Linked DNA regions of Homo sapiens: region 2 is linked to region 1. A link is a contact called in ENCODE Hi-C data. All regions are on one chromosome and are shown on one strand. Each heading gives the region's core, a stretch centred on a gene start or an enhancer-like site at or near the end of the contact. The rest is flanking DNA. Distances are from core to core; before and after follow the strand shown.

The links. A loop is a pair of places that touch in the nucleus more often than their neighbours do. Pooled maps may share reads with other maps.
Region 2: a loop to region 1 is called in a pooled map, with 6 times the contacts of the local background. The contact joins the promoter of TMEM37 here to the promoter of STEAP3 in region 1. A Hi-C loop is called at or near these places in 1 of 37 single-sample maps with no recorded cell type and 4 of 50 pooled maps.

What each region holds. Positions count from the first base shown.
Region 1 is chr2:119,221,260-119,226,144 of GRCh38, forward strand. STEAP3 (STEAP3 metalloreductase) reads left to right here and starts at 2,575. Exons shown (of 6, transcript NM_182915.3): 1 at 2,575-2,629. RefSeq lists silencers at 2,318-3,097, 3,158-3,227.
Region 2 is chr2:119,429,195-119,434,079 of GRCh38, forward strand. It overlaps TMEM37 (transmembrane protein 37), which reads left to right and starts at 2,660. Exons shown (of 2, transcript NM_183240.3): 1 at 2,660-2,730. The coding sequence starts at 2,710. RefSeq lists a silencer at 2,432-2,811 and an enhancer at 3,095-3,601.

The DNA of each region.
Region 1 (4,885 bases), core at 1,325-3,824:
CAGAGGTAATACAGGCTATGGGGAAAAAAAGAAAGCAAGCAGGTACATGGATGAGGAATGGGGGCGATCAGCGTGGGCCTCACAGAAATGATGACCTTTCAGCCAAGACTTGGAGGAGGTAGGGAGGGTACCTGGGGATGCCTAGGGTCCAGGCAAGGGGAACGGCAGGGGTCAGGATCCTGTCAGATTCATCTGAGGTGGGACTGAATGTGAGCAGAGAGAGGGAGACAGAGGATGAGGGCAGAGAGAAGGCCAATCACACTGGGCCACGGCTATTGCAAGGACTTTACTTTTGCTGGGGGAGGGGGTAGAGTTTTGAGCAGAGGAGAAATGCGATCTGGCAAACATCTTGCAAGGATGGCTCTGACTGTTCTATCCTTGGCAGAGGACACCAGAGTCTGGCCCATAGAAGGTGCTCAACAAAGCTCAGCACATTGCACTCCTCCCTGGAGTAGGAAAGGGCTCGTCTGCTTTGGGAAATTTGGCTCTCAAGCTTCTGGAAACACCTGACCCCATGCCAGGTGAGACAAGCTCACACTCAAGGCCCCCTTAGTCCAACGGTCAGTGGACAGAACAAGCACCAAAGGTCAACGGCGTGGGCGGTGGCCTCTCTGCCAAAGTGTGTGGGCCCAAGTAGGGTATTCACCTCCCTCCCTGTCTGTGAGAAATTTCAGACCCCTCTACTTTTTCCAGCAGGAGTTCATGTTCCTTTTAAGATAATCCTCTATAGACCTCTGGCAGCCCAGCCTTCAAAATGTCTCCCCCTGTCTCTCTTACTCATGGAGAGCCCCGCTTCCCCGCCTCAAAAAAAAGTCTTCCTCTCTCTTACTCATGCATGGAGAGCCCCACAAAAAGACACTGGTTCCCAGGGATTCTTCCAAAGATGCTGGAAGACCTCTCAGTGTTTGCATTTCCCAAGCTCGGTTTCCTTGTGCTGTCCTTGGGCATTAAAGGAAGGCTATTCAGCCATCCCCATCAGCAGGAGCAGGCATCAAAAGAACAGCTACTGCAGGGGGAGCATATTAGGGGCACCAGAGGGGGCTAGGAACTGGGTCTTGTCTTCTCAAAGTTTACAACCCACTGCAGGGGCCACTCACCAGCCCTGGCACCCTAAGGGCAGGAACCTCCATTGGGCACGTGTGTCTCCAGCACTGGGAGCACTGTCTGGCACCTGGGGCACTGTGAGTGTTGAATGGATAAAGGACCTGTAAGAATTGCCATAAGAGGTGTTGCCCTGGGGCAAGGTGGGACAGGAAAGTTCTTGCAAGAGAAGAGAGGCTCTGGCCTTGGGCCCTGGCTGAGCAGAGAGCTGGGAGGTGGGTATTCGGGTAGGAGGAAAGCTGTGGAGGGGGAAAGCAAACTGCCTGCGGGGGTGGGGGGGTTCTCGGCGGGAGTTGGGGGTGGAGGGAAAGGCGCTTTACAGCAGCACTCCCTCCACAGGGAGACCAGAGCTCTGCCTCTTCCTCCCCACCGTGCCCTTTGGGGTCCAGTTGTGGGGCCTTCCTTGAGGCCCAGCTCCTGCCTCTGGCCTCCGGAGGCTTATCTCCCCAACAGAGGCTGGCTCCCCAGAAAACAGGATTCTTAGACTTCCTAAAAATAACCTGAAGCTCCTTATCAGAGGCTAATAGTGTATGTCTCCCAGGAATACTCTAGAAAGAGTACCAGGGGTCAGGAACCCCCACTCAGCCTCCACGAATCTGAGCGGAAAAGCCCGGGTCTCCTCACCTGTAAAGAAAATAACTGCAGCCGGCAAATGTGACCACAGGTGAGAAGGGGCTTCGGACCAGGGCGCACACCTCTAGAGAGGTGCCCACAGACAGCCTCCCCTTACTTACGCCCTGCTTCGCTGCAGTGCTGTGAAGCCATCGGCATTGGAAGTGCGGAGGGCAGCGGGCAGTGCCCCAGGGGGAAGGGGGGACGGGTAGGGTTTCAGAGCCCAGAAGGCCTAGACAGGGAGGCAGCTCCGGGAGAAAGGTACCCGCCATCCCACCGGTCTTGGAACCTGAGGACTGCTGGGAAGGGTCAAAAGTCTGCCCTAAGGGTGGACAAGGGACAGAGATTGGGGGGGGACCACAAAGGCCTGGGCGCAACCTTGTTGAGAGGGAAGGGATCCGGACCCAATCTGGAGCCCTGGTCTCTTCCCACCTGCAACCGTGGCTGCCACTTGGCCTCGGTTATAAAATGGACAAGGATTCGAGGTGCTCCTCAGGTTAAGAGAGGGGGGCCTAGAGGTCACCCTGGCCTCGGTGCCCTCCGTGGCCGGGTTAAGAGGAGGTCCCGGAGTTCTGCTCACTTCAGCCGTGTGCCGGGCACTGCAAATCAGGAAGTGTTGGCGCCGGCTGGCGACCTCCCGCCTGGGGCCAGGGGAGGAGGGTGGTTGGACGCTGCCACCGCTGCCGGGGCTGTGCAGGGCTGGGCGGGGAGCGAGGACCCGGCGGCTCCTGATTGCGGCCCCGGGGGAGGTGGCCGAGCCGGATAAGCTGCGGCGGGCTGGAGGGCGGCCACCTCCCCTGCAGGTCCGGCCCTCCCGGGCGGGTGGGGCGCGGGGGAGGAGGAGCCTCGGGCCGAGCCACCGCCTTCGCCGCGGACCTTCAGCTGCCGCGGTCGCTCCGAGCGGCGGGCCGCAGAGGTGAGTGTACCCTCCCCCGGTCTCCGCGGGGCTGCGTGCTGCGCCCGGTCCCCGAGACGCCCGCCCGGTTGCACCCTGCGCCGTCGCTGCGCGGACCTCGGGTGCCGCCACACGTCTGGAGGCGACTTCTGTCCCCTGGGACCGAGCCACGTGCGCCCGGCGGCAGAGAAACCGGGTTCCGGGGCCCCCACCCCGTGTGCCTTCCTTCCCTAGGCGTGGAAGCCGCTTGCGCCGCGCAGGTTAGGCAGGGCCGGCGGCGACAGTGGCGGGGAGCAGGCTCCGGAGCCCCGGGTGCAGATGTGGGCGCCCCTCCGGATGACCCCGGCTGAGTCCACAGGTCCCGTGTGCCCCACGGCTGGGGCTCTGGCCAGCGGTCCCAAAGGAGGGCTGGTAGCTGTGGGCGGGGATCTTCCAGGCTCTTCCTCGCCAGACCTCCCAGTCCCTTCGCAGCCGAACAGGGCAGGGACAGGGGCAGGTGCAGGGGCTGGGCAGGGGCGCCCGACCTTGGTCCCCAGGAGGAGGCTGGCCTCACCAGTGCCCGCCTCTGCCCGCGGAGCCCTTGCCTGGCAAAGTTCCCCCTCCTGCCCGGCAAAGCTCCCCCTCCTGCCCACTTCCCCGAAATTTGGGGACAGGCTGCCCGGAGAGGTGTGGTTGGAACTTTGGTCACTCTGGGTAAATGAAGGGGAGGGTGTGCCCAGATAATATGCGGTTTGGGGACCAGAAAGCCGGATCCGTGGGGAGAAGCAGGAAGGTCCCGCTGGAGCCCTGGCAGAGGGCACAGAGAGGCCTCCCAAATATCCAGGGCCACCTCAGAGATGGGCTCCAGAAGTGGGGATTCTGGAAATGCCCCCAGGGAGGTATTTCTGTCCATCAGAGTGCAGCCATAATATAATTAACAGCAGATATTCCCATTTATGTGTGCCAGGCATCTTGCTAAGGGCTTTGAGCACAATATCCCAGTTAATCCTCACAACAGGAAGGCACCATTATCTCTTGTTAAAAATGGGGAAACAGCCTCAGAGAGTCCACGTATTTTGCAAGGATACACAGCTAGGAAGTTGCAGAAGTAGAATTTGAACCCAGAGTTATCTGACTTGGAGCCCAGAGGAACCTACCACTGGGGCGAAACAGGCTGTGTCCTCACGGGGATTCTGGCAGCCCCAAGAATACAGTGCTGAGAGCCAGAAGGTCCACAAAACCAAAGGGTCTCACCTGGGTGTGTCCTCTCAGTCACCTGCAAGGCTTGTTAAAAATATAGATCCCCAAGTCCCATCCGAAGCTGACTGAATCAGCTAGGGGCACCTGGAGGACCCAGACTATGTCTTACTCATCTCTGTCCCTGGTGGCCTGCAGAGGGGCTGGCAAGGAGCAGGTGCTTAGTGAATGTCTAATGGGTAAGTGGGCGGGGTGGGGTAGATGGTGTCACTAGTGTCCTGAAGGGGGCTTAAATGGAGCAGGTGGCCTCAGCCAGGCAATCCGGCAGCAGGTATGGAAGTGACACAGTCTAATGCTGGCCTCAGAGCCAGCAGGGAGCTCAGGCTGGGCCACTTGTCCACCTGGGGGTTGAACAGCCTGCCCCAGGTTTGCTGAGGTCCCCAGGACCAGGCCAGGTCAAGCTGGGATCACACATGTTCCCTCTCCAGCCTAGAGATGTCAAACAGGTAGATTCCTCTCCCATTCATATCTCCTATCCTTGGCCCACAGCCCTTCCCTTCTTGGACTTATCAGAGACCAAGGTGCTGGGCAGGGCTTCAGGTGGTTAAAAAGTGAAAGTTCTTGAGTGAAGTCCAAAGGCGCACACCTGAGAGCTGAGTGGGCAAAAGGTCGCTGGCTGAGTGCTGGGGATAGTCTGGCTTTGGAGTCAGATGGACGAGTCCAAATCTCAGCTCCTTACCCCGTAACATGAAGCCCTCAGCTCTCTGAACCTCTGTTTATTTGCAAAACCTTGCCAAGGGCTTCAAACAGGATATCCTCATAAAACAAGTATGCCTATTTGGGGGACTAAGTGTGTGAAGTGCTGAGTTTTAGGAGTGCAGTAAATATCGGATCCCTCCTTCTTCACCTCAGGTTTGCGAGTTAACCAGTGAGGGGCCTTCCAGGCCTAGTGCTCTTGTAGACCGAACCACTAGCTTTCCTAGAGAAGGCAACTGAGGCCTAGAGAGTGGCCTCCAGGTTCCGTGCTCTGTGGCAGAGCTGGCCTTGGCTCCAAGTCCCAGGGTTCCCAGCTCAGTCTCAGCTGATGCCTCCCAGCCTGGC
Region 2 (4,885 bases), core at 1,410-3,909, 210 kb after region 1:
ATTAATTCAAGGTGTACACCCCGGGAGAATCACGGAGTATGCCCACCCCTCAGCAGTGCTCAGAAGCTTCTATACTATCCTGGCAGAACAGGTGATGGGAGAGGAGAGAAGACGAATTCTGTAGAGGGGCTAGCCGAATGGATCAGGGAATAGAGATTAACTTGCCGGGTGTGGTCACATTCTCAGTCCTACAGGGAGGAGAAGAAACACAATTGTTCCTTTTGGTGGGTCTGGATGTTAGGCAGATAAAGGAACTTCAGTTTCATCCTGTGTTTTGGGAGAGACGGTGAGGGGAGGGAAGGTCAGAGAGACCTTGAGGCTTTTTCAGTTGTGTATGTCAAAGCGCCATGCTTTGGGACTTCTGACCCCAATACCTCTGGCTATCTCACCAGGATTTGAGAGGGCTGTGGATGCTGCCACTCCCCGCACCACCCCAACCCCCTAAGCCAGAGAGGTACCAGGAGACTCCAGGTCTTAGAGTCTCAGCTCAGATTCCACCCAAATTCTGGCCATATTCCCAGTCCTCATGTGAGCATAAGATGATCAGAACTGGATAGTCACTTCCTCCTTATTATTCTTAAGTCATTTCTGCTTCTCCAACTATCTTGCTGACAAGACATGTTGCTCTAAATTCTACTGATTCAATACTTTTCTATTCTTACCAACAAAGCGTAACAGGCTGTGAGAAACATGCCTGACCACACACGAAACTGGAGAAGGCAGTGGGTGCAGATGACCCGACCTGACTGTTCTTCTGATTTTAATTCCAGGCACTTCCCTCTTGGCCAGGTGAGATGCTATGATCCAGAATCTCACCTGGGAGAGCCCACAGGGCATTCTTAGGGCTCAGTGAAAGGATACCCCCGCAACAGGACAGGTCTTCCTTTCCCATGTGGGCTCTTTATCCAGAACCCAGAGCTGCGGAGAGTCTGGCTTCTGGGACCCTTGACTGGGGAGAAAGCAGGTGGGGGCCACGGAGGGAAGGCCCCAGAGCAGAGAGGCACCAGGCTGGCTGAGCCTGGGCAGCTGCCCTTTGCCTTAGCTCAGTGGTTCTCAAAGCCTGGCCCCCAGGCCAGCAGCACCAACATCACTTGAGGCCACTCAGCCAGAAACTCTGCAGTGGGGCCTCGCAATCTGTTTTAACAAACCTTCCAGGTGACTCTGGTGCAGAATGGTGGCAAGAACTCAAACCTGGACTAGGCCTGCTGGGTAAGTGGAGTCCCAGCTCTCCAGTGGACTCAATGTGGGTGGCCTGGGCCAAGCCTTCCTGTGCCTGGGCCATTTCTCCGTTTGTCAAGCTCCAGGACTGGGGTAAAGGATTTGACAAGGTCTGTTGGGCAGGGATGGAATCAGATGAATATCTAAGTGGAAGATATACAGACAATTGTAACTACCCCTCTTTCTCACATGGCTCTAAAGGGGAAAACAGATGAGTGCAGTTGCTTTGTCTTTGGGTAAAGTCACCAGGAGCTGCCTGCCTGAGTGAACCAGACAATTTAATGTGTGCCATTTAGTGAGGGGCCTTGTTTTACCACCACATTTGAGGATGGGGGGAGGGAAGCCTTTCTGTTGGAATTTGTGGCCCTTGGACACTCCTCCCACCTCCACCCTTTTTGGCGGTAAAAGCTTTTAGGTGCTGCCTCTTTAAGAACTCAGATCCGGCCGGATGCGGTGGCTCATGCCTGTAATCCTAGCACTTTGGAAGGCCGAGATCGGTGGATCACCTGAGGTCAGGAGTTCGAGACCAGCCTGACCAAAATGGTGAAACCCCCGTCTCTGCTAAAAAATACAAAAATTAGCAGGGCTTGATGGGGCGCGCTTGTAATCCCAGCTACTCGGGAGGCTGAGGCAGGAGAATCGCTTGAACGGGTTTGAACCCAGGAGGCGAAGGTTGCAGTGAGCCGTGATCGCGTCATTGCACTCCAGCCTGGGCCACAAGCGCTAGACAACGTCCAGAAAAAAAAAAAGAGAGACCTCAGTTCCCATCGAGGTGGAGAAAAAATAACCACATTTGTTTGGCATATTTGCATTTTTAATAGTCCCTGAGGAGTTCAGGAGGAAACAGGGTTTTACATCCCCTTTTAGGGACGCAAGTAGGATTGCCCCAAAAAGTTCCACTCCGTTCACACTCAGCGAGGGCCCGGCAAGAGCCCCACCTTTCACATTCATTATTTCCCTTACTAACCGAGGCTCCGAGACGCTAAACAAGCAGCCCAAGGTCACACCGCAGAGTGAGGGCAGCAGAGCCTCTGCGCCTGCCTCCTCCCTTCGGACCCTGCCGCGTTCCCAGAGGCTGGACTCAGCAAGCTGGAACAGGAATCGAACCCTCAGGCCCTCGTCGCCGTCCCAGCCCTCGAGGAATCTGCGCCCCAGGCGAAGCTGTCCTCGGAGGTTCGGGAGCGTCGGAGTGACTTCCCGATCCTTTCCCCTGGGACCCGAGGGATCCCTCCCCCCAAGTGCCGGGTCCTCCCCGCGGCTCCCCAGGGGCTCCTCCGGCCGCCCTCGCTGACTCAGCGTAATCCGAGCCGCGGAGGGCGGCGGGGTTGGCGGAGCCCGCCCGGGGTTAATCGCCGAGCTTTGAACGCCCCCTCCCGCCCCGCCCGCCTCCAGCAGCCGCCCCGCCCCTGCGGAGAAGTCCCGGGCTGGCGCCGGCGGCCACAGCGGAGCAGCTGGAGCGATCGAGGCTGCAGCGCGGCCGCCGGGCGCAGCATGACTGCCGTCGGCGTGCAGGTAGCCGGCGCCTGGCGGGGCGCTGACCCGGGGTGCTGCCCCGCCGTGGGAGGTTGGGGGTGGGAGGACGGAGGGAGGGGCGTACCCACCGCGAGCGCCGGCGTCGGGCTGGGGGTGCGAGCGCCCCCCGTGCCCGCCCCCTGTTGCAAACCTGGGTCCGGAGGAGGCTGGGCGGGGAGCAACCTCGGGGGGCCTGCCTGCCTCACATAGCTGCTCCCGAGGCGCGGACTCCGGCTGCTTCTGCTCGCGGCCTTGCAAGCACCCGAGGCTCCCAAACTTCATTTGGAAAGATTTTTCTTCTCTTTGGTGTCACCAGTGACTTACTGGTCAGTTTACCATAAGGGTCCCCCTTTGTGAGAAATGAGGCGCGTCTGGGGTGGAGGGACAGAATCGACTTGCAAAGTGAGGCTTATGTAACAGAGGATGCGTCTCTTGGGAAGTTAGACCTTTCTGGGGGTGGAGGTTAGGAAGACCGTCTCCCTCCCCAAAGCTGCGTTTGGGGTGCTGGGCTGGGGGTGGACTTGCTGAGTCGCGCGGACACCTCAGGGAAAGGCTCTGGCGAGGGAAGAAGCCCGTGTCTCCGAAGATTTGGCTTCTCCTTAGCGTAGTGCACGATGTTTATGTTGGCTAAGAACCTACACATTCCTACCCGCTCCCTCGGGCCTGCTGCTCCCCAAAGGGAAGTCAGTGGGTGGCGGTACCGCTGCCCAGCGGGCGAACTTCCTTTCCGCGCAACTCGCCCGCTGCAGAGTCTATCCGCTGGACTGTCTCCAGGATTAGAGAGGCCCGTTGACTTCGTGTACAAACGCTCAGCCACAACACTGACCTAGTAGACACCGTTCTGCCCATTGTATAGATGAGGTAACCGAGACTCAGAAGTAAGGTGCCCTCCGTGGCTGGCCAAGGAACAGAATCAAGATTCAAACCCAGGGCTTTCTGGCTCCAAATCCCACTGGCTCCTCCTGCCTTTACCTAACGGGAGAAACCCCACCCACAGGACACCCCCAAAACCGCTTCTATAGCCAGGACCTAGGCACCTGGGCGAAGCCGGGCATGGGGCGCAGGGAATTCCTCCCCTTTGTTCTGGGGGATGTCTGGAATCCCGGCCAGGCAGCATGGTGGGACAGACCAGGTGCGGTCCCTCCCCTCTAGGAGCTTACAGCCCATGTAGGGAGAGAGACTTGGAAACAGGGCATGGGGGAGCGAATGCTAAATTAAGAGGTGCAAAAGTTGCCAGACGGGGAAGAGGAGGAAGCCTGGTAGCAAGGTGGGAGCTCAGCTGGGGAGGCCACAGGCTCCAGGTGAAGGGCGGGTGCTCCGGCCGCTTCGGGATGATAACTCTTCATCCCCACAACCATGACTTGCCAGGGGGCAAACACAGGTAGGAAGCAAGTTCTGGGTCATGCAGGCAGCGGTGGGCCAGGCTGCAGCTGAGAGGAGCAGAGGCAGGCCGGCTCATCAGGAGGCTGTGAACTTCCAGGATGTTGACGATGGTGATGGCCTCACCTGGGTAGGGGCAGAGTGGGTGATGAGGGGGAGCAAATATGGGAGACATGTTGGGGATGTGCGGAATGAGTTGGGAGGAGCTTAATTTGTCTACCTGGGGGTGCTTTGGTTAAGGGGAACACATGAGGCCCTGGGTTATAGGAGGAAGACCATGACATTGGACTCAGTAGCCCAGTAGTGTCAAGTGACCCTATTCTATAGGTCACTAGAAATCATGCAAGGTTACAGATGAAAAAGGAAAATGCTTACATTTTTAGCAGAGCAGTTAAGCTCCAGAGAGATTTAAGTGATTGCCTAAAGGTACCCTGCAGGGGTCCTCTAGGTCAGGGGCAGGACTTGACCTCCCCGCTCCCTTCTTTTCCACTGCACACTTGTCCAGCTGCCCTCCAGTAGCCGTTTCAGGCCCTGCATCACTGAAAGCTGGTGGAGATGCCGGGTGGTTAGGAATGAAGACTCTATATGTGTTATTATTGTTATTAATATTAATAGCTACCATGAGTTGGGAGCGGCCCGTGTACCATGCATCTTTATATACAGGATCTCATTTGATTCCTGGGAGTTTCAGTGGTGGCCAGAGAGTTTAAATGAAGCCCTACTTTGGGGCAGGAGCGGGAGGAAACTAGATGAGGTCAGCTGTCTCCACTTTCTG